3 separate regions of the Mus musculus genome follow, and regions 1 and 3 are each linked to region 2. Evidence: chromatin loops called from intact Hi-C (ENCODE). Cell type or tissue: left cerebral cortex. All regions are shown on one strand. Region 1 overlaps Arhgap22 (Rho GTPase activating protein 22). Region 2 holds the start of Arhgap22 (Rho GTPase activating protein 22). Region 3 overlaps Arhgap22 (Rho GTPase activating protein 22).

Region 1 (8,000 bases), 90 kb before region 2:
GACCACCTCTTTGGGTTGAAGATATTCATAACCTCTCCACTAACTATTTTGTATTATTCACCTAATTGTTGTCACCGACAGTTACTCTTTTGTACTATCAAACATCAGAAATTATTCCTCCTATCAAACTGCACCCTTACCCTCCAAACCCTTTTCCCAGCCCTCCCCACCTTCTACCAACCAGAATTTTATTTCCCCTTTCTTTGAGATCATCTTTTTAGTTCTCACAAGTGAGGACACACTTTTTCACTTGACATGATGATCTCCGGTCCCACCCATGTTGCCACAATGACAGGATTTTATTCTTTTACCGAAGTGCTTTCTGATGGGCCTAGGCAGGAGAAATGGCTGCTGTTTAATCATCTGATAGAGACCATGACCTCTATGAGCAAGACTGAAGGTGAAGGTTGTTTTCCACGGTACCCTTCCCTGTAAAAGGAAGTTCTAGCTGAAGGTCTCTGACGCAGTGCAGTGGGATTTGAGTGAGAGATGAGACCCTTCTGCAGGTCATGTTGAGCAATGCTCTCAGCAGAAGAACCACAGAGCTGAAGTTACGGTATCAAGCTTTCCCAGTTAGTGACCAATTAGTGACTGGAGAGCTGTGATCTGAGTCAGGTCTGTCTGAGTCCAAAGTCCAGACTCCTCATTGCATATACATCCTTCCGTATCCCTCCTTCTCATTTCGAGTGTCTTGCGGAACACTAGTCTCTTCCAGGAGGCACCCTGAACTCCTCCTCCTCTGGCTCAAGCTGCCCAGTTTGGCTTCTGTAAACCCAGAGCTGCCAGCATCTTAGTGCAGCTAGGGTCCTGCACAGACTGCACCTGACAACATTAATCATCAGAGGGGACCCACCCCTCCCCAAGGTTCTATTGGTAGTTAGTTGCTGGGGGCCATTGATCCTCACCCCCATTCCTGCCACCACCCATGCTCATGCAAGCAATCCAAAAACAAACAAACAAACAAACAAACAAACAAACAAACAAACCAAAAAAACAAAACAAAAAAAAACCCAACTCAGCGGGTCCCACAGAACCCGAGGAGTAGGAGGGGGGCTGTTGGGAAGAAGAAGAGTTCTAGAGGGAGAAGAGGGGCCTTCTGAGAGAGGGCACCGGGAATGAAATCAATCAAAAATCAACCATATCGAACCGGGCGTGGTGGCGCACGCCTTTAATCCCAGCACTTGGGAGGCAGAGGCAGGCGGATTTCTGAGTTCCAGGCCAGCCTGGTCTACAGAGTGAGTTCCAGGACAGCCAGGGCTATACAGAGAAACCCTGTCTCGAAAAAAACAAAAAACAAAAAAACAAAAACCAACCATATCAATGTATGGCTATGTATGAAGGAACGAAATACTGAAATTTGAGTGTCTGAATTGAAAAGTGCCCAAAGTGAAAAGTACTCGTTAAATTTAGGAAGAAAATTTAAAATATTTCAGTGGTGCAGAAAAGACATGCTAGTGTGTTCCAGGCTCTGGATTCAAACTCCCCACTCCCCAGTCCCTGGGCCCCCTCCCCACCACTTTACTAAAGTCGGGGTAGAAATACTTGGGATCTCATGGGCTGTATAAAGCATGTTATTAAAATACTCTTTACCTGGTATTATTCAGCTTCTTCTTTTGTGGATGGTGGTTCCTAGCAAGCAAGTCACCAACCACAACCTGCTTATGGCTGTTGCTCCCAGGGACACTTCCCCAAAGGACACCCTCAGGAGTTTCCTACACCAGCTCCTGTGTGGCGCTGAGAGAATTTGAGCCAAGAGAGTAGGAAGCCAGGCTAAGAAGCAGGAAAGCGCAAGCAGCTACTCTAGAATTTGCTGATTCTTCCACACTTGCTGGTGGGCGTTTCTGGTTTCGGTTTTAGAAAAGGACCCAGCTTTCTGGTGCTCTTCAGGCTTCTGGGGCTGCACAGGGTTGAGCTGAGATGCAGGCTGACTGGTACCAGGTGCGGAGATAGGACCGTATCAGCCTCCCTCCCCGCTCAGCCTGCCGCAGTGATCAGGGCTGCTCCTGGCATGTCAGACACACAGTATCACTCTCCTTCTACGGAGTAATCCCGGTGCTGGCTCCCTGTCAAGGTCAGGTCTTAGAGATAGCAGATTCCAGACCTCCAGTGTACTCCAAACTGCTGGCTTGATCAGAACAGGCAGCTGTGAACTCTAGGCTGGCGGGCAACTCTCAACAGCATTCAACCTCCCCAGAGTAGGGCATGCACGTCCATGACCCCAGCACAGCTCCTGACCCCTGAGCAGCCCTGCTGCCTGGTCCTTCCTTACAGCTCCCAGTATCTGGTTGATTCTGTGTGGTCCTATGGCTTTCTTGTCAACCCTTCCTCTGTAGGCATTAGCTAGAGCTAGCATCTGATACCTGCCTCTGGGACCTCCTATGAAGTATGTTGAGCAATGGAGACTTGAGAGCCTGGTTAGTTACCTGGATGAAAGCCCAGGGTTCTGGTCTACATCCATCAGCCCACCTGCCTCCCTATGGAAGCATCATGTGCATACTGCAAGAGAGAGGTTAGCAAGGAGTTACAGTGCTTTACTGGCTACTTAATTCATGAGCATCTATCTCATGGGGAATGGCCTGCCCAGTGCCTTATCACTCTCAGCCTAGTATGCCAAAGCAGACCCCCCACTCCTTGACCCTTTCTTGTGTGTTTAGGGAGAGGCCTAAACTGGGCCTAGAGCCAGACAACCACAATACCAAGAACTCCCCATGAAATCAAGTGTACAGGGACGGGTTTACCAGGTTTACCAGGATACTGCTGGGGTAAGAGAAAAGTCTACATAGAAGATGCAGACCCCCCCCCCCCAGGGCAACCTTTTTGGGGGGTACCTAGCTCCTTCGGGCCTCAGAGAGCTAATCAGAGACAGGGTTCTGGCCTTGAGCTAGCTCAGGGTGTAGCTCTTCCAGCCTCTGGCTCTGGGATTCTAGCTTGTTGGAATGGAGGTTCCTCACCTGTAATTGTGGGATCCATCAAATTCCACTACTTTGGAATAAAGGAGTTAGCACAGGTTAGCCCTGGGGCTAGTGAGATTAGCATGGCAAGAGCTTAGCTTTCACATAAAGGATGCATACACACAATAAATCACTTAGTTCTCTGGCACCCATATCCTGGTCTAGAACCTCAGAAACCCGACAGCTATCATGTATGAATCATGAAGGAGTCATGCTAATTCTGTTTTTGAGTCCTACTCTCCCAAGTCAGCAGTGGGAAGAGGAGAGAGCTCCATTTTCTGTGGTGCAGCTTCTAGGAGTTCAGAAAATCACTATGGATTTTGGGTCCAGGAGGCCATCTGGTATTTTCACCTGCAGTCATCTAGAGTTCTCTCTCTCTCTCTCTCTCTCTCTCTCTCTCTCTCTCTCTCTCTCTCTCTCTCTCCTCACATGCTTGATTGCATTGCATCTGCCTGGGTCAGGACCCTGATGCCTGCCCTACAGTCAGCTAACTTCCTTGGTGGCATTGCATGGTCTGTGCCCTGTCTCAAAAATTATCACACACACACACACACACACACACACATCAGTAGCAGTTAATTAGCAGTTAACCTGATGTAAAGAATCTACGATGTATGGATGGAAAAGGAGGTGTCAATTGAATTTATTTTCCTCATAATTCCTCTGGGAGCCTGAGAGTTCCGGCAGTGGCCCCCTCTCCTCTCTTCTTTCTCAGCTCTCGGGTCAATGATCTCAGAGAGGCTTCACAGTCTGTATAACTTTGGACAAAGATGCTCTGAGCCAAGTTGCAGTCAATATCCCATTTGCATCAGGTTTTAATTTGGTTCTCCTTGCCTGGTCACCATGAAAGCTCCAGAGGCCGGCTGTAGTGGCTCATGCCTTTAAGCCTAGTGCTTATGAGTTTGAGGTCAGCAGAGTCTACATAACCAATTTTAGGCTGGTCAAAAAAATAAGACCCCATATCAACACCCGCCCCCCATGCAAACTTCATATTATGCAATCCAAGCAAGACAAAAAGTGCTGGCAACCACACTTTTCTGCTCTCCTGAATTTAGTAAGCGGTGACCTGCATGTTATATATACCGACTAGGTGGGCATGGAGCCACGTACCATAGCCAGGCGATAGGAGCCCTGCACTCATTCCCCCAGTGACACTGTCCTCTTATGACTTGCTCGGTGACTGTGCATGCGGTTCTCTGGCTCTTTGAAACCTAGCTTGGAGATTGCAGCACATGAGTGGTGTTTGCATTGACAAGTTTGTCCACTAGGTGGCACTCACACCATTTCTTTTCTGTCACTTTCCACAGGATTGAAGGCTGCAATAGACTCTATGAATTAAACTTAAGTAGCCGATCATCTTAAGAACAATCACATCTCCAAGGGCTGTCAAGTTTTCCTCCTTGGGCGATGAAGGTACCCAGGGCAGAACGAGGGGCTATCCCAGGCTCAGGCCATAGCACTGGCAATGCCTCTGTCCGTTTTCCTGTCCTGCCCCGGGCTTCAGTGCTGGGAGATACCAACAGGGGCCTTCACAGCCATACTTCCTGTTTCTGTCCCCATGTAATTAGCCTCAACCTAGTAAGTAAGGTATTTACCTTGTCTCAAGATCAGGATGGTAAGCATTGTCCCCTGATTCTTTAAGGGCAGAGATTGTACCCTGCTTTCACCAGGGCCTCTGGAGGCCAGCTCAAGATCAGACCCATAGCACGGGTTACTGAGTTTGAGTGAGAAGGCTCCTTGGTGGCTCTTGTTTCAGGTGGGGTCACTCAACCTTCCCTTCTTTTGTTCCTTCCTTCTTTGTCCATGCTGGCCTCAAAATGGTAATTTTCCTGCCTCAGCTCTGTCACAGTGGAAATTCCAGTGCTTATTGCCATCTGGACCTCAACTTTATCATTACTATTCCTTTTCTAGCCACAAGGCCCCTGTCCGGAGCCTCTGTTGGAAACGGTAGTCACATAAAGCTCAGCCCAGGGCAGGCTGACCTCGGAGGTACAGGTCCCCTTCTGCCAGCTGTTTGACCTCGGGTGGTTCACCTAACATCCCTGGGCGCCACACCTTAACAGGCTATAAAGGGAGTGGAATATTTCTAGCTGTAGCCAAAATCTCCTGAGTCCCTGGGACTAGGTTGGTAGGAAGTCTCAAGACTTCAGAGCCTCTGGAAAGAGGGTAGGAAGGAGAGCCACCCCAGGGCCTCCATCAGCACCGGTGTTGAATTCTCTCTGCACAGGGATGTGCAGTGCTTGGAGCACAAGGGGGTCCCTTACCCACCTCTTCTGCTTTTCCAGAGTGACCTCAGTACCAACCTGCTTCCTCCTGAGGTCCTAGGAGGAGCTGTGTATAACAGAAGCAGTAACAGCAGAAATGAGCAGATCTGAGAGCCCCACAAATTGGGTGCTCAGCCAGGCAATCGTTTCTGTGCTGGGAAAGGGGTCAGAGACCAAGCCCTTAAACCTCACAGCTGAAGCACACACACACACACACACACACACACACACACACACACACACACACACACACACACACATTGTGGAGTGTTAAAAGAAACAGTCAGGTCCAGAAGGCTCTGCCCTCACAATGAACCAGCCCACTCGTGAATCATCTGTCATAAGAGCTACTTTGGCCTGCATCTTCTTGCACCGCTTTTGGCCTGTGATGCTTTGTAATACCTTGGGGTTCTGCAGGTTTCTTGTTGTTGGAAGCCCAAAGGTCCTTGAGCCCACAGACCACTCCGGAAAGACAGGAATGTTAAACACACAGGGCCTCTTCTCAAGGAGGAGATAAAACACTTGTTTTTCTGCCCGCAAGGCTGGGAGTGGATTTTGTTAACAACTTGGTAACTTTTTTGCTATTGGCGGAGGCAGACCTCACCCACCTTTTGCCATAGATTCAGACCTCACCCAAATTCCCCAGAATGGTTATTCAAGGTTTCTACCTCCCTAGACCTCTACCCATCCTTAGGGGAGATGCCACGTGTGCTTCATGGCTGGCTGACCTGTGCACTCTCTTGGTGAGCCTAGATTCTAGGCCTTTTAGCTGTAGAACCCACCCTAACGGTCACACGTACTTTGAAGAGAAGTTTTGATGTAGTCACACTACCCTTTATTCTGAACTTGTAATTGAAATGATTGTTGCCTAGAAAAATTTTTCCCAGATTATACTGAGTTTTAACTATGCTGACAGTGAGCCTCCTGGCATTAGACTCCCTGAAGTCTGATCCAGACTGATGAAGTCAGTCTGGACTGGGTCTTTATTTTCATCTCTCTGAGGGTTCGCTTCCTACCTGGATCCTTGCAGGGTCCCCACATCCTGTTGCGTATGAGAAGATCCTTATAGGTATAGTCTCTTAAGCTTCAATCTCCTGGTCCCCAGAACCATGATCCGAACATACTTTATTAGTTTTTTCGTGTTTGTGTGCATATGTGTGCATTCATATGTGTGTGTGCATGTGCATGTATATGCATATACGTGTTTGTATGTATGTGTGCCTGTGCACACATGTGTATGTACGTGTGTGTGTATGTATGCAAGTGTGTTAGCTCAGGTGTGAACATGTCACAGCATGTGTTTGTGTGGAGATCAGAGGACAACTCTTCCTGTCAGTTCTCTCCTGTCACCCTCTGAGATCTCAGGCTTCATCGGACCGGCATGTGAGTGCCTCTATCCGCTGAGCCCACTCTCCTTCTTTTTGAGTCTCCCAATCTGTGGGACTTAGGTGTGCCTTCAGAAAACAGACTGAGACAGAGCTTCTGGCTGGCTGTGCACCAGGGCACAGCTGCTGCTTTTTCTAATCTCCAGGGTCTGTTTCTGGGAAACAGGACTAAAGCAGGTCTTGAGTATTGTGACAGGCAGGACAATGGCCTTCACAATGTCCACGTTCTTACTCTCAGAACCTTATAAATATATGATTTATGTGATAGGTGGAATAACAGGTCACTAAATATCCATTTGCCAACTCTCAGGACCTTTAGAATATATTTGTTTTCTATGACAAAAGACCCATCCTTCTAGACAAAGAAATCCTTGCAAATAGCTCTGCCCTAGATTAGGGACACAGAACTGGTGGCTCCCCTCCCCCAACTCATTCTTGGGGCACATGTTCAGTGCCGTTCTCTCAATATGGACAGAGTACACTCAGCTCCACTATGCCCTCTGGCCTTGCCTGGCCAGCTGCTTCCCAGGCCCAGAGACTGCACTTCGGCCTTGCCTTCCCCAGGCCCCTAAGTCCTCACTCCCCCAGTCAATAGGGCCTTCCTCTTCTCTACCTTCACTGCAGAATCTTTATTCATGTCTCACAGTGAACTAAGCCTTTCTTCTCTTGCCCAGTGGAGTTTAACTCAACCATAAAGAAGAATTTAATTGGATCGTCTGCAGAAAAAAATGGATACAACTGAAGGTCACCATGTTAAGTGAAATGGCTCAAACTCAGAAAGGCAGATAATATATTTTCTCTCATTTGTGGATCCTAGATTTTGGATAGATGTAGAAAATCATATACACACATACATATGTAACATGCACATATCTACATATATACGACATAGAATAGAAATGAGATTAGGGGAAAGGGGAAAGGCAAGGCCTTTGTCTAATTTGTGTCCCAAGTCCCTCCTGCTTGTACTTTCTGAGTGCAGTTTTAAATCTAGGCTTGGGATTACAGTCATGTGCTACCATGGACTGAAAGGTGTGTGTTTGTACTTTCACTCCACCTCCCAGAATTCCCGGAATGTCGGGCGGCAGATCTCTGGCCCCAGCCTGGGCCCATCTTATCCCTTAGTAGACAGCAAGAGCCTGGTTATTTCCTTGTGGTGTTTGGGGTGTCTACTGCACCCCTCGGTGTTTGTATAGGTACTGGCTCACAGACTCCACCCATGGAGAATCTTAAATACTCAATGGTCCCCAGAGGAAGGATCTTGTTCATGCTCCCACCCCTACAACCATTCCTCCCATCACGCTGGTGGTCTCTTCCCTCCAGTCTCTGCATCTCTCCTCAAAGGCCTCTGTCACAGACATTTTTGGCCCTTGTATCTTATATCTTATATCTTATATCTT
Region 2 (8,000 bases):
GTGACTCGAACAGACACTAGTCCCACTGTGACTAGCTGCTGCCTTCCCAGAGCTTCCCGGAGCTATTCAATCATCCTCTCTGCATCTTTCAGTTCACTACCAGGCTGGGTGGCTTCCTGGCACAGACAGAGGAGCCTTGGGATGCCCAGTTCTCCCTGTGGAAGCTCTATCCAGTGTCCAAGCAGTCTGTGGTCATGGTGATCCTCATGGCCGTCAACTGTCATTAGAGTCCCCAGCCATTGGAACCCAGGACCCTTGACACTGGAGCCTGATTTCCAGGCTCACAGAGAGCAGATGCTGGGTCATGGCTGAGTGCTGGCTAACCAACTTGTGCTGAGAGCTGAAGGAAGATTGAGTCCCCACTTCATGGTGCCCACAGCCCGCAAGACCAACGAGGCTCCTTCAGTGTCACCGAGCGACCCCACCCTTAAGCACGAAGTCAAGCACACAGGCAGCCATTCCCCACCATAGAGCCAAATCCTTACTGAAGTATCTGGCAGCGAAGGTTCTTCTTTTGCTGGAAGCCGTCGGCAGCATTGCTAGGCTGGCAGTGTGCAGATTTCTCCTGTGTCTTCTCTGGAAGGCAGCAGCCACATCCTCAGGCAGACAAGCTAATTCCCAGTTTCAGTAGCAGGCGATCAGCATCTATAGTAGAGAAATATATTTAGAACGCTCTTTCCAGGCATTTGCCTGGATTTCAAACACGAACAAAGCCTGCTGTGAGGGACAAGTTTCTCTGTGGAGCATGTACCTTGGGGATCTGAGAGCAGACTTGGGGAAGTCAGAGTATCAGTTCCTCAAATCTGTAAAATGGGACCAGCAGTGACAACTGCGTCTCAGAGGGAGAAGATGCCAGATTCATCAGCGGAAGCAAGGGCTCGGTGAGCCAAGGGCTCTAGCTACTAGATTTGATATTTTTCGCCCCCAAGGGAACAACATGGAGCTAAGTAAGGGACCGTGCAAATTGCTCTGAGCATGCTGGCTGGTTCCTGGCTCACACTTTGGCTTGTGGTCCAAGTGCTGGGGTAGACCCCAGGAAAGCTCTGTCACATCCTTAGGGTACCACTTCTCCATTCTATTTTTGGAAATGTGTCATCATTACATCATTTACAGTTGTGGAAAATGGGTACAAACGAACAAACAAATAGACAAAGCTTGCTTATAACTAGCCAAGTGGTATTTCTGCCGCCGTGAACATCATTCACACAGCAGCAGTCCTAGCGACCTAAAATAAAGCCAGGCTCTGAGATGGCAGGCACACTGTCACCTGTCTTTAGGACATATGATACCATTTGCAGATGGAGCCCAGAATGCTCTTCCCCTACCTACCCTGTCTCCAGTGTGCTAGTCTCTACAAGCTGAGCTTGTATGAAGCCTGAAGTTACCGGTAGATCCTTCCAACCTGGGCAGGAGGAGGCAGAAGGAGGCAGGAGGAGGAGGAGATAGAGATGCGGGCTGAAATCGGTCCATCACTGCCACAGAGAACAGAAGCTTGGGGCTATGGACTAGTGCCTGGTATTCTGTGGGTCCTGCTGGGGCAAAATGCTTCTGGTTCACACTTTAGCATGTGGGTATAGTTCCTGTCACTGACTGGTCCCCAGGGAGTGATGGGACAGCACCTGGAATGGAGAAGGCAGACTGCCTTTGGAATAGCAGAGAGAATGAAGCGGTCACTAAGCCCTAAATCTTCAAGGGCCTAAGCCCAAGATATTGGCATGACCTGGGACCCAGGAGCACAGATGGCCTTGAACACACAGCTGAGCTGGGAGTCTCCAGGGAAGTGATGGAGCTGGAGCCAGGAAATGAGGACCCTGGAGTTGGTACAGACCTCAGAGACCCTGAGGGATTTGGGAGTGACACCTTCAGTCTCTCCTGGAAGAGTGCACAGTTTGGAAGCATAGGTGGACGGGGGTAAGGCTCTGAGGGTGGGGGCACCCCACACCCACTGTAGCAAGCCTTAAGAATGAATGCTCTGGGTTCACACTGTAGGTCCAGTCCCTAGCAGGACACAAAGCCAGGTAGGCGTGTAGTATGCCTGTAAACCCAGCAATCAGGAGGTGGGGGCAGAGACTCAGAAGTTCAAGGTTACCCTCAGCTATATAGTGAGTTCAAGGCCAGCCTGTGCTACATGAGAGCCTGTTTACAAAACAGAAGTCTAACGTTAAAGTTGAATTCAGGAATACAAGGGCACACATTGGCTCCTTTAGGGGGAACAGTCTCATAATTGGTGGCAGACAGCTGGATCTAGCAGGTTGACATGTCAATCAAGTCTGGGTTTCCTTGCAGTTCTGTTTGCTTCTAGGGTGTTTCCTCTTCCCTCTCTTCCTCCTTCCTCTCCTTCTCCCTCTTCTTCACCCTTCACCCTTCCTCCTTTCTCCTCCCCCTCCTCCCCTTCTTCCCCTGGCCCTCCTTTATTTTGGGATCAGCTTTGGGAGCTAACATTTCTTCTCTCCCGCAGAGCCCGAGGAAAGAGGACACTGTCCAGTCTCAGACAAACCACAGAGCTTCTTCCCAAAGCCTGTCAAATGCCTTCTTTCCTTGATTTGGGGCACTAACCAATGCACTCGACTGGATCCAAACCAGTGGGGTGTGCTGATTGGCTAAAGCAGCCGGGTCTTATCACATCTAAGGAACTGGGTGGGGCTGGCTTTTCCCAGGACCAGAGAGGGCAGGCAGAGGAGACAGGTGGGTGCTAGAATAGACCCTGGGAGACTGTAACAATTGTGTATACGTTTGCAGGAGGGGGGAAGTTCCTAAACCGATATGCTACTGTGGGGTTGGAGTAGAGAGGGGTCACCTCTGTGAAAGAGGAAGAGGTTTGCTCTCTAGCCCTTCACCTTAGTATTCTCCTAACCTACCTTTCTAAGCAAGGTCAACAGCCGGCCACACCCAGCCAAGCCCAGTAGAGCCAGGGCCCGCCTAGACGCCTCCCAGAGCATGACTCAGCTCCAGGCATGGCTCCGCACCACGCTCACAACAGATCTGTTTGCCCTGGACTCAGGCCAGTGCCCCTGTGCCTTATCTCACCCCACCTGCAGGCACAACTGCACAATGCACACATTTACGTGACACCTGACAGCAGCTGGGGGAGGGTCTCATTGTGGAATCGTGATGCTCCGAGCCACGCAGCAATTTAATGTGGCTTAGGAGGGTATTTAGAGTCCATCTTTAAAGAATGAACTCACAGCCTGGGGTCAGGAAACTTGTGCAGCCCCGGCTCCCCACTCCACCCCACACAGGGTCGCTGCTGTGTGTGGCTCTCCTGGAGCTGTCCTGGCTCACCTGGATCTCATCTTTGCTCACCTGGACGTGGAGAGCAGGCTTCTCTGTCTTTGCCTGAAGAAGGAGGGGCTCCTTCTTCGTTCCAGGAGGGAGCACTCTAGCTGCCGCCCCTCTTCTCACCCCGTGGGTGCCCTGCCTTTGCCCCTGCCCCTGGCTCCCATGGGACGAGTCCGCTGGTAGGACCAGGGGATGCAACCCAGGCTGAACATCATCAGGCAGGATGCAGGTTTCCTGTCTCCTCGATGCCTCTGGGGATGATGCTCTGACAGCTGTCCTTGGCTGGCCTCTCAAGGCTGCAGCAGCAACCTCAGCGGCTCGGAAAGTGTAAAAGGCTGACCTCTGCAGGAAGCGCGGCGCCGAGGAGGGCCTGGGTTGGCTGGTTTGGAGCGCCCTCTGGTGGTCATTAGAGGAGCTTCGCCCGTGCTTCTGAACCCTGGTCTTGTTCCTGGACATTGCATTTTGTTTTCCTGCTGGGATCCGGGGGCAGCTTGAGTAAGTCTGTGCTTTTTTTTTTTTAGATTATAAAAAAACTTCCTTTAATCGAGGCTTGTAACATGGAAAAGATCTGTCAGATAAAATGCAAAGTTTCTAATACATTGAAACATAAATCCATAAGTCATCATAAATACAATACCCAATAGTAAAAAACACATCAGCATATTCACACCATCCCTGTAACAGCCATGATCTAGATTTCACATGCTTCTGCCAAATGACTAATATGGTCACACTCATCTGACAGGGCTGTGGCACTGGTGGCTCAACTCCAGAAGCAAAGCAGATACCAGCACATTCAAACAGTGTATCCTTTACATATCAAAGTGAGAAATAAGAAAGCAACATGGTCACCCGATCAGAAAGATGGTAGGGAGTGAGGACAGCTGTGGAAAGCTCGAGGCCGGAAGGCGGTTCGCTGGCTTCATTTCTTTGGCTTCTTGGGCAGTGGCTGCGGGAACAGTAAGATGTGAGGTTCTGGTTCATGGATCATATAGTGGACCCATCCCTGACTCTGCTGAACGCCGAGCTTCCTCCATTCAGATTCAGACATCAAGTGGGTTTTCGGGACCAGGTTGGCTATGTCCTTGGGCAATACGGCATGCCGGTACTCGAACTCCTCGTCGTATTTGTCCGAATAATAGATTTGTTTGTGGGACATGATTGCTCTGCTGGAGGGCGCTCAGCCCCAGGGCCGCTGGCCTCCAGACAACTCCCAGCAGCCAAGTCTGTGCTTTCTTATGGCCTCGCCTTTCTACCCTCACTATTTGCTGGTGATTCATGTGGGGCTCCTGGGCTTACATAGATTTTTTTGTTCCCATCAGATCAATCCTTCCACCTTGTTCCATGGTTGGGTGCTGAGAAGTGCAGCAAGAAAACCCCCAGGTGGTGGAGGACAGATATGACTATTTCTCAAGCCATAAGGCTCACTGAGGGCATTTTAAAGCCAAAGGCTCAGGACAGAAGTGGGCAGGTGGCCCCATTGTGGAGGCAGAAAGTTCCCTTCTTCCAGAATGAGTCAGCCCTCCACTCACCAGGGCTCAGCAGAGACACTGCTGGCATCCCCTCTGATTAAGCTAACAGACAACCTCATTGGAAAACACCCCACCAAGGCCTCCTGTGTGCACACAGGCCAAGGAATTCTAGTCTGTCCAGCCTTGCTGGAAAGGGGGCTGGGGTTGCAGAACAAAGTGGGAGAGAGGCTGAGGTGGAAGTGATTTTGATTCCTGTGGTGGGCACAGGCAGCTCACTGGGTAGTTTCACAGCCTCCCTAAGCCTCACTCTCTAGCCCTAAACCGCGGGTAGGGATATGAGTGAACCCATCCCCCAGAGGACAAAGGGCAGTAGATCACACTGGGCAATTTGCTAGGTGACTGCCGTATGCCAGCCATGAAGCCATAATACCTGACACCTGCTGGCAGAGGGGAAGTCGGTCTTCTCTAACAGAAGAGCCTCCACTTAGGGCCCGGGGGCAGCTCTGACTTCACAGGCTTTCTTCTGATTCCCTCCACTTCCTCTGTTTTTCTTTTCACTTTACTTCAGTAATGTTTTTATCTTATTTTAAAACTATTTCTTTTCTTTTTTTTTTTTTTTTGAGTTTATAACATAATTACATCATATGTCCCTTCCATTTCCTCCCTCCAAACCTTCCTTACTCCTTTTCAAATCCATGGTCTTTTTTCTCCCTAATTATTGTCACACCACACACACACACACACACACACACACACACACAAACACATACACAATTTCAAGATGGCAACTCAGATGCCAACAGTGAAAACACAGAGCTAGTTAAAATACCAGATGAAGAACTCAAAGGTTAGTTTTTAAAAGAACCAATGACTTCAAAGAGGATATAAATTAGCTGACATATGGAGTAAGAACTCCAACCACAGCCTGGAAAGGAAAGCCAGCAACGGAGATGAACAAAGTTATCGTTTAACATTCATGGAGATAGAGACACAGGAACACAAGCATGAACCAATTCATGGCCACCAAGCCAGCACTGCCAGAGACACCCAGGAGCCTTAACCGCAGAGGAGGAATGTCTCAGCCAAGGGAACACAGAAAAGAATACATGCCATGAGCCGGACGATGAGCAAAGAGAACTAAGAAAGCATTCATCGTGTCCAAGAGAGTAAATCAGCAGAGCCCTAACATGAACAGGAACACAGAAAACACCCGAGAGTAACCCAACCAGAATGCAACCAAAACCAAGCAACGGGAATTATAAAAAGGAGCAAAACTCTCTCAATAATAACTATAAATGCGAATGGACTCAACACTCCAGTGTAATGGAGACCAGCTGATGAACTGAAAACTATAATCCAGTTATCTGTTGTCGCTCTGAAATCATATCCCGCTGGCGAAGAGACCCACAGACTGAGATTTTAGGATGGAAACCAACCTACAAGCAAAGCAAAGCTGGAGCAAGCTGGCCCAGAGATTCTGATAAATGATAAAGTAGACTTTGAATAGAAACTAGCCAGAGAGATAAAAATCCACCAAAAATTAATAAAGGGAACACTTCATCAAGACCAGATGCTAATTTTAGTGTTTATTATGTTTTCTATAGCCAATTTCAGGCCCCCCTATTTCATAAGACAAAAACTAATACACCCAGAGGGCAGATAGGTCTTGATACAATAGCTGCAATACTCCACTCTCAGAAACGCATGTTTTGTTTTGACCAAGAAACGAGCAAGGATTGTCATAGCTATTTTGCATCACAGCTAAAAGGGCTTAAGAGATCTTAGCAGAGCATCCCACTGGACAGCTGCAGACTACACTTAAGAGATCTTAGCAGAGCATCCCACCCGACAGCTGCAGACCACGCATTCCTCTCGGCAGTCCACAGAATCCACTGTAACACGGATCATGTTTTAGACAACAGAGGAAGTTCTGACAAATACAGAAGACTGAAATAATTTCTCATACGCTGTCAGGTCATAGTGGAATGAAACCAGAGATCAGCAACGAGAGAAGCCTCAGAAACTACAGAGTTACAGAGAGTTCTAACAATACACTCCCGAATGACCAGTTGGCCATTAGAGAAAAGATGGAGGAAATTTAAAAAAAATTTCTCCAGTGAAATGAAATTGAAAACACTTATTGGGACCAAGAGGGTTTTAGAGAATGCCAGTCACTAAAGAAACCCATAACTCCCAACATGAGTGAAACTCTGGTGAAGGATCTCTTAGTAAAAGGGGCCAAAGAGCCACCAAATTCACTGCCCAGTCCTCTCAGACCTTTAAAGAGGAGCTAACACCAACACTCCCCAAACAGCTCAAAAAACTAGAAAGGGAACGGACACCAGTAAACCCAGTCTATGAAGCCAGCACCACCCCAGTGCCCAAACTGGATAGGGGCACATCATCATCATCATCACCACCACCATCATCACCATCACCACCACCACCATCATCACCATCACCATCACCAACAGCAACAACAACAAAGACAGAAGGAAGGAAGTAAGGAAGGGAGGGAGGGAGGGAGGGAGGGAGGGAGGGAGGGAGGGAGGGAGGGAAGAAAGGAAGGAAGGAAGGAAGGAAGGAAGGAAGGAAGGAAGGAAGGAAGGAAGGAAGGAAGAAAAATATAGGCCAATTTCCCTGCTGACATAGAGGCTAAAATTAACATGGAAGTACAAAAGACCCTATTCACAAATAATATCCAAAGCTATCAAGAGCAGAAGAGCAATGTTGCAGGCAACATAATACCTTATCTCAGTGTACACTGCAGAGCCACAGTGAGGAAACCAGCACCGTCCTGGCACACAGCAGATGCACGCACAACAGGGAACCAGACATAAACCAACATAGCCACAGACACCCAGCGTTTGAAAAACCTTCCAAAACACACTTTGGAGAAAAGAAAGCATTTTTGTCTAATGAAACCAGCAAACTTGGATGTCAGCCCTAAGGAGAACGAAGTTAGGTACATATCTCCTGTCCCACACAAAACCCAACTTCAACCTTAACAGAAGACCTGGAACTCTGAGACTGCTGGAGGAAAGCAGAAGAAACATTTCAATATGTAGGCATAGGTGAGGGCTGTCTGAGAAGGACGCTGCAGCAGAGGAATGGATCCCAAGAACTGATGATAAACTGTGTAAAATTATTGTATTGAGCTTCTGCAGAGTGAAGGAAGCAATTGGCAATCGGCAGAGGGAAAAGGCAGTCGAAGGGATGGGGAGAAATCCTTTCCCCGCTACACATCTG
Region 3 (8,000 bases), 160 kb before region 2:
TCTCTCTCATGTCTTTCACTCTCCCCCTTCACCAATAGACCTCTTGGCCTAGGGAAAAAAAAGGAGAAAAGGAAGGAAGGAAGAAAAGAAAGAAAGAAAGAAAGAAAGAAAGAAAGAAAGAAAGAAAGAAAGAAAGAAAAAGAAAAGAAAGAGAAAGAAGGGGAGAGGAGAAGAGAAAAGAGAAGAGAGAAAAGGAGGGGGCTGGCGAGATGGCTCACAACCACCCATAATGAGATCTGATGCCCTCTTGGTGCATCTGAAGACGGGTACAGTGTAGTTAGATATAATAATAAATAAATCTTTAAAAAAAAAAAGAAAGAGGGTGTGGGGGGTATGAAAGGACAGCGTTCAGAGGTTAGTTCTCACCTGTTTGCTGAAACACAATCTCTGTTTCTGTACCTGTACTGGATGCTCAAGGCTAGCTGACTTGAGGCTTCAGGCCCTGTCTCTACCTCCCATCTCTGTAGGGTGTTTGGGTCACAGATGCTAGCCATCAGTCTGTCTGTTTTGCCCTCATGCTTGCTCACTTCATTCTCACTTCTGCACAGGTAATGAAGGAGGCACCATGTTCATGTGTTAGTTGATGACAGCCTGTTCTCTGTTGATAGAGCACATATACCCTGCCCCATAATACCCTGGGAAGGGAGAACCTGGTGTAGACACTTAGCATGCAAATGTTGTTTAAGCCCATGACTAGGACTTTTGACCGTGCAGTGTTTATATTTCTCAACATGTTGCACAAGTCACTGCATACAGTATAAGATTACTGCAATAATGGGAATGTAAAATGCCCAAAATTGGACCTGGTCTCTAGTCTTGGTAAATGGCCTGCCCTCTCCCTGGCTCTCTTTTCTCATAAAACAAGGAGGCATAGGTCACTGTAAAGGCTCATTGTCCACACAGGTGGAGCAGTATGTAAGGCACCTTTGGCAAATAGTTGTCTCTTAACTCTCAGCTAGAGGTTCAATCTGTAGAAGTCATAACAGTTCGGCTAGCTACAGTCACACTCTAATGTTCAAACAGCAGCCAGGACTTAGGTAAATACACACTCAGAAGAATATGATATGCAGCAAATGCTACTTCTCTTTCCTAGGCTGTGCTGGAAAGAGCTTCAGCACTCACCCTCACAGTGCAGCAGAGCCAAGACTAGGCATTCCCAAGCCCCACATCACATCACATGGATCCTACCCCTTGTTTCCAGCACTGGACCAAGAGACACCAGAAACTAAATGGGGAGTGGGATGGTGGCTGGGGGCAGTTTGTAGCCCCCACTGACCTGGACTGGGGCCAGCCTTGAGAACTCACCCCTTGGGTGAGGACAGGGTTGTGATTTACAACTTGAGGATTGGCAAGACTGGGCTATGATCTTTCAAATCTGACTCCAAAATGAAATTCCCAATTGTCTGAAGACAGGTGTCAGATGCCACCACAGCCATCTCAGCTGCCAGTCAGTAGACCCTGCTCTGGATGGGCTTGAGAAGGTACTGTGGTCAAGTACTTCCTCTTCACAGAATGCTAAGGTGCCTCCCTCCTTTCCCAGGACCCCAGAGGCAGCAGAGTGCATTCATCCTGCTTGTCCTCAGGCCAGCTTCTCCATTCCTCTAGCCTTTGCTGACACCCATACAGTCTGTCAAAGGTCCACCTCCACCGTTCTCATGTCAGCAGTATGCCACCAGACCCTGTTAATTGCTCTCTTTAAATAGACCTGCTGGGAAGTAGGAGGGATGCTGTTGGGCTGACCTACTCAGCTACCATCCAGGTCCAGCACTTATGAATTCACCCACCCCAACATCTACTTTATCTATGAACTGCTGGAGCCTGTGAAGGAGCCAGTCCTGCAGAACCAAAGCTGCAGGACTCCACGACTCAGCAGAATATCCAAGAGGCTGTGAGGGTTCAATATTGCTGGTGTAGCAGAAGCCAGAGGCTTTGAACTAGACTAATGGCTCATGGCAATGAACATTAGCAAGTAGAGCTCTTTGGGCAAAAGGATGCACTGTGTGATACACAACTTGCAATGCCATGAATGAATATGGGAAGTATGGGAAAAACGAGCAAATAGTGCATGTAACAGAAAACTGCTTGATAGGGTCATATTTTTTGTTGTTTTGCTTTTCTTCTCTAACCTTTAAATTTTTTATTTTCTTTTGGAGAGATTATAAGGATGGATATGGAAGGACTGGGAAGTGAGTGGAATTGGGGTACATGATTTGAAATTCCCAAAGACTTGATAAAATGTTAAAACCCATCCACATAAGGATGTAAATGGATGTGCCAGCATTCTCCCCTTGGTTTCCTCCCCGTCAACCTTCGGCCAGCCTTCCAGCATCCAGTGTCCTTGACTACTATACCTGCATCCACTTATGCCCACTCTATGCAGTGGCCAAAAATGCAGAACTTGTATAATTCAAGCCTGCTCATGTCAGTGGAATGAAAGCTTGCCTGCTTGCTCCCCCCATCTGAGCCCATCAGGTCTGCCCATCACCAACTACAGTCCTTTCCATCTGCCTTGGTCAGCTTTGCATCACTATAGTGAAATACTCTAGATAATTACAGAGAAAATATTTAGGCTTATAGGAAAAAGGTTCAGCCATGATTGGTTAACTAGGATGCTTCAGGCCTGTGACAAGGTAGCATAGTAGGGGACATGGTAAAACCAACTCCATGGGCCATGAAGCAAAGAAAGGAGAAAGGACCAGAGTCTTCAAGTCCCCTTCGAGGGTACACGGCAAAGGACCTCAGGAACTCTTGTACAGACTTTTCCTTTCTATTGAAACATTGGCCTGGAAAGGAGGGGTTTGGTGTTCAGTCTTGGCTGGCCTAGGACTTGCTGGTTCTGCCTCATGCGTGGGAGGATTAAAGGTGTGTGTCCCACACCTTGTGAGAAGACTCTTAACCCTTAAGAGGCTGGGGAGGCCGAGGGCGGAGTCTCAGGCCATACCGCACATTTATATAAGTAGCAAACGCTTAAGGAGACTGGCAGAACTAGCAACTCGCAGGGAGCTCCTGGCCCATGCTAGGTGGGCCTTTCCAGATACCACGGACATTGTTACCCATCCTCCTGAAGTAACCCCAAGGAACTTACTAAGCTAGACTAGAGTTTATGTCTTCCTCAAGAAAGTCCTTCCCTAAGGCCTCACCTCTTAAACAGTGAGCAATCTGTCCAACCCCCCAAAACAAATTTTAAAACATGTCTCAAAGTAGCCTGTGGCCAGAATCTTAAATTATTTTCACCAGTTCATACCTCTTTATAATTAAAGTCTCATTCCCCATCTGTTCATAGTCACAATTCATTGTTTGACTTAAGAGAGGTCATTCATTCTAGTATGATTATGGCTGGAACCTTTAGGCTTGGAAGAGAAGGAAAGGTTGAGAGGTTCCCGGCAGAGCACCCACTGTGGATGAGCCTCATGGTCAGTGCCTCTCATCAGAAGTCAGATGTCTAGGCAGGAGAGTGCATTGCACAGTGGGAGAAGAGACCGGAGATTCATCCTTAAGAAAAGTTGTACATGCCTACATCCCTGTTTGCCAGCAGGTGGCAGAGTTGGCTAGCAAACTCTTCCCTGTAGGAGGCAGGCAGGCAGGCAGGCAGGCAGCTAGCCTTTACCATGGCCAGACTTTTCCTACTGTGAAGCCCTCCTGAGACTTCGGTCCTGGAAGCTCTTTTGATGAGCTGGTGGCTTTTTTTTTTTTTTTTTTTTTTTTTTTTTTTTTTTTGCTTCAAATCAACTCAGCAGAGTTCTACACCTGTGCTGAGGGAACAAAACAGGGTTGTATGAATAAATTGGTGGCCCCACCTAACCGCTCAGGGCTGTTTCCCCTGTCACAGAGGATATAAGGAGTAATCTTTAAATTGTCCTGTGAGAGGTTCTGAGAAATCAGTCACTTTAGCTTGTCCTCTCTGAATACGGGGGAGGAAGGAACGGGCTGCAGCAGTGCCCTATAACATACACTGATATCTCTGCTGCCCTCTTGGGACTCCCAGGGACACCCTGACCCTGGCCTCTGACGCTGGGAGGGTCCTTGGGAGGAATCCTAGTTGTGGAAATCTCCAGTCCTCTTCCAAAGAACAGTCAGAGGTCAGGTGTCAGTTGGCCTTACCACTGAGAGTGAGGGTAGGGGCAGCTGGCCTTGAGTTTCATGGGGGCAGGGGTGTGTGTGGAGGGGTGGAGCCAGTGCTAATAGCACTGTAACCCTGGCCATTCTGCTGCCTGGGTGTTGTCAGTCAGGTAGGTGGGCATTAGGGGCTTAATGCCTTTAAGGCATAGTGACCTGTAACTGGGATACATTGAAGACCTCTTAACCACCACCACCCCTACATACACACACAGACAGACAGAGACCATAGGTCACTGTTTAAGGGGGAAAGGAGAGGCCAGGCCTCTTACAGCTGGGCCTGTATAATGGCCAATCTTCACTGTCAGTTTGACTGGGTTTACATCCATAGAAGAGACACTGAGACACCTCTGGGTCTGTCTAGGACATTTCCAGAGGAAGATCCATAGTCTAGTGGATGCAGTGAGACCAGCTGTCTCAGATTCCTATTGCTCCAGCTAGGTTAGCTCTCATGCCGCAGCAGCTGAAGGCCTTCCTAAAACGTTTCTGTCGGGTATTTTATCAGAGCAACCAGAATATGCCCGGGCTTCCTGGAGCCTGGAGCCTGGAGAGTGGGGCAGGGGTCACTCAAGGTCTGAAGCTGTCTCAAGGAGTTACGGTAGACATGGAAGTACGGGACGACTCCTCCCAGACCTGCAAAGTGGGCAGGCTCTAGAGGACCAATCAGCTCTGGCCTTCTGTAAGCCCAGCCCTCTGGAGCAGAGCTGAGCCCCTGCAGAGGAAAGCAGGTTGCAGAGGACCCTGCAGGGTAAGAAGTAGCCACAGAGGCTCTGAGATGGGAGAGTTGAAGAAGCTTCTGAGGTGGCTCCCCCCCACAGTAGTGCTGAGACCCTCGGGGAGCTCCACCCACACCCGGGGATGATCAGCCTTCCAAGAAACTTATCACCTGGTAAACTCCCCTCGGCACAGACATGAAGAATGAGGCTGGTGACAGGCGCCATGCTTTCAGAGCACTTTAATAAAGTTCTTGGTGGCCTGGCTCTCAAGGTGCCATCCTTTTGGGTGGCCACTGAGGACTCTTCCTGGATGAGAGGCGGATGCTCATGATCCTGGGGCACCATCCCCTCTGACCCCTGCTGGGACCCGTATGTTTGGAAAAGTATCCAGATCCTGCCTGGACTCTTGGGGATACTGACAGTCCCCATCCTGGTGTCAGGCTCCCTCTCTCTGGCACTTGGAGGCAGATGGCCCTGCTGGTGGCCTGGCCCAAACTTGAAGCTTCTGGCTTCCTCTGCACTGTGGCCAGCCCTGCAGGAAACGTGAGCAGACATAGACAGACGCGTGCCTCTGCTCCTTTCACTCCGGGGCTCTGGACCCCTTGGTCCCTGTAGTCAAGCTCCCCAGGGTGGAGAAGAACTCCTCCATCTCCCTCTGCAGCAGCTGGTTCCTGCGCTCCGCATCCTCCCGGGCTCGCTCCGAGTTCCGGAGCTTGATCTCCAGCATGGCATACTTCTTCCTCTCCTGGTCCAGCTCCTCTTCCAACCGAGACATCTGCTTCCGCAGGTCAGCACTGCCCTCCTCGATGCTTAAAAATCAAGAAGAGGGGGATTTTCAGACTCCAGCTACTGGGTGGGGTACTGTCACAGCAGGAAGAGACCGGGTCAGGGACATGGAGAGGTGGCTGTAGGTAGGGATCTCACAGTCTTGCTCAGTGCTGCAAGCCAATGGGGGCTCCCTACAGGGAGGCTGCCTTCCTTGGGTTTATGACCCAGAAATGCCACCATAAGGATTCCTGCCCAGCACTGGGACTAGCAGTATCCCTGAGCCCTTGCTAGATGTCGCCTTTTGTCACTCTACTCCTGTCAACTGTCCTGGTGAGGGGAGGAAAAAAAAATCACCTTTCACTAGCAAGAGGGGCAGAGGTCCCTGACTCATGTTTTTATACTCTTACCCATATCTCCTGCTGCTTTCTATATAGTGCTCAGAGGAAGGTAACCTCCCTTCACCATAGCAGTGAGCATACTACCAGAAAGGGGACCTCGTGGAGGATGGCACTGAGGTCTCGCTTGCTTCTCTTCTGTCCCCAACCCTTCCATGGTATCCTCTCCTTGCTTGGGCCTCCCCTCTCTGTCTGTCCTATGTGAGAGTGACTTTGTCCAGTCTCTTGATGCTAAGCCCTCCTAGTAAGCTCCTGGCCTGGCCACGAGCATCTCTAACTGAACAGTCCGATGTGGAGCTCCTGAGAGCTTCCTCAAGCCGTGCTCTGTCCCGCCTCCTTCTCCTCTCCAATGAGTATCTGCTTCTAGCTCTTCCCCTACAGCAAGCACTAAGACTTTTATGCCAGGTGAGCTCTTCTCAGTTCATCAGAGAGCAAGGCCCGCCCAATCCACCTTCAGAACATGTGCCAATTTCTGTTTCTCCCACCTCTGCTGTTGCCCCCGTGGCCCATGCCATCCCACGAGCCTGGACTCCTATCGCTTCCTAATTGGTGCCTACTAAACCTCCAGTAAGCTTTCCAATAGAGAGCCAAAGCCCTTGAAACGCTCCATCTGTTTCTCCACACTCACTGTCCCCTGAAGAAGACCAAGAAGTATCCAGGCCTGAAGCCCCTGCCTTACTACCCTGCTCAAGGCTAGCAGAGCTCCAAGGCATGCTCTCCTACCCCCCCCCCCCCCACACACACACACCTCAGGCCTTCCTATCCTCTCCCGAGAAGGCCCCCTTCCCTCCCCAGGGCTCCTGTCCTGTATCCACTCCCCAGCACGTCATGCATTTCTGATGAATCTTGTGTATTGTCTCATCCTGGTAATCCCAAATACAAGTCAGGCCCAGAATTCTGGTGAGTTTGGGACACAGCTCTGTCCCCGGTATCTAGCACAGCATCTATCTGTTTTTCACAAACAAAAGATCCTCTTAGGGAGATACTGGAAGGGCAGCGACTGGATTACAGGAGGCAGAATGGGTGAGCACCCTGTATGCCAACAGAGCCTATTCCCAGAAGCCTGCTAGATGGGACATGGTGCCATAGTCCCCTTCCTTCCTGTGCTGGAGACCATCCTCTTACAAACTCTCCTTCCACGGGGCCCCTGTCAGTTGAGAGTGGTTCAAGGGCCTTCACTGTTCCCCTCCATTCTTCCCAAGGAGATCCTGTGTAGGGAAGGAGCGTTGTATAACTAGGCTTACTATAGGTACCTGGGATAGGCTGGGCTGCGCATTGGACAGCCTCTGGGCAACCCTCTCTGTGGCCACTTTCAGTGATACGGTCATTCAGGGCTCTGCTCTCACTGTATCCCAGAGAGCCGCCTGGCTCCCGACTCCTGTTCTACAAACTGACATTCTCCCTTGTGGAGGCCTGCCAGCTGACGGGTACACCCCCTCCCAACCCCGAATAGGCTAGTGCCATTTTCCAAGAAAGGCACCCTGGGAGCGGGCTGCTCTGAGCCCTGCCCCCTGCAGCTTTCCAAGCAGCCAGCATAAGAGTGGTCCTTTACCTTTTCAGGCTCCTCTTGTACTCAGTCCTCTGCTGACACAACTCTGCCCTGAGCTCGGCCACCTGGCCCTGGAGAGCCCGGCAGCGGCGAACATGGGCCTGTGTGGGGCTGCCTGGGTCATTGGGCTCACTGCTGCCACTGCCCACACATGGCTCATCCAGGCTGTGGCCCAGGTCCGGGGACTGGTGGCCCTCACTGCTGCTGGGGAGAGGAGAGGGCTCGAGAGCCCACTCGGTGTGTAAGGAGCTGCAGGCAGAAGAGTTGCTGGCCCGGCAGGCTGTGCAGCTGCTGACAGAGGCCTCTCGGGAGGACGAGGCTACAGACCATGACGTGCTGGCCACGCTGGCAGTGCTAGAAAATTGGCTAGATGGCGGCACATTGTCATAGGTGGAGAGTCTCTGTGCCGAGCCTGTATCTTTAAGGCGGTCCCCCGATGAGGCCCGACGGTGGCTG

What was found. Hi-C counts contacts between places; a loop is a spot of excess contacts. Peaks named below come from ENCODE experiments on the same cell type or tissue, not always from the same donor. Only the 100,000 strongest peaks of a DNase experiment are listed, where the experiment ranks them.
Region 1: a loop joins it to region 2, with 9 times the contacts of the local background. A loop is called at or near these places in 40 of 42 quality-filtered maps.
Region 3: a loop joins it to region 2, with 16 times the contacts of the local background. A loop is called at or near these places in 21 of 42 quality-filtered maps.

Annotation. Positions count from the first base shown.
Region 1 is chr14:33,299,864-33,307,863 of GRCm38, reverse strand. The region is part of intron 4 of Arhgap22 (Rho GTPase activating protein 22); the gene reads right to left. Among named protein-coding and RNA genes, the nearest start is that of Gm41130, 72 kb to the right of the region's middle. In left cerebral cortex, a CTCF peak has its summit at 4,205 (motif pointing right); DNase peaks (open chromatin) are centred at 1,814 and 4,207.
Region 2 is chr14:33,209,597-33,217,596 of GRCm38, reverse strand. It overlaps Arhgap22 (Rho GTPase activating protein 22), which reads right to left and starts at 774. Exons shown (of 11, transcript NM_153800.4): 1 at 752-774; 2 at 486-645. The coding sequence starts at 537. It also overlaps the pseudogene Gm6340. In left cerebral cortex, a CTCF peak has its summit at 3,669 (motif pointing left); DNase peaks (open chromatin) are centred at 2,596, 2,997, 3,185, 3,640 and 2 more places; H3K4me3 peaks cover 1,706 bases; H3K27ac peaks cover 2,307 bases.
Region 3 is chr14:33,366,991-33,374,990 of GRCm38, reverse strand. It overlaps Arhgap22 (Rho GTPase activating protein 22), which reads right to left. Exons shown (of 11, transcript NM_153800.4): 10 at 7,548-8,000; 11 at 5,055-5,641. The coding sequence ends at 5,413. Among named protein-coding and RNA genes, the nearest start is that of Mapk8, 76 kb to the left of the region's middle. In left cerebral cortex, a CTCF peak has its summit at 3,523 (motif pointing right); DNase peaks (open chromatin) are centred at 3,544, 4,741 and 7,408.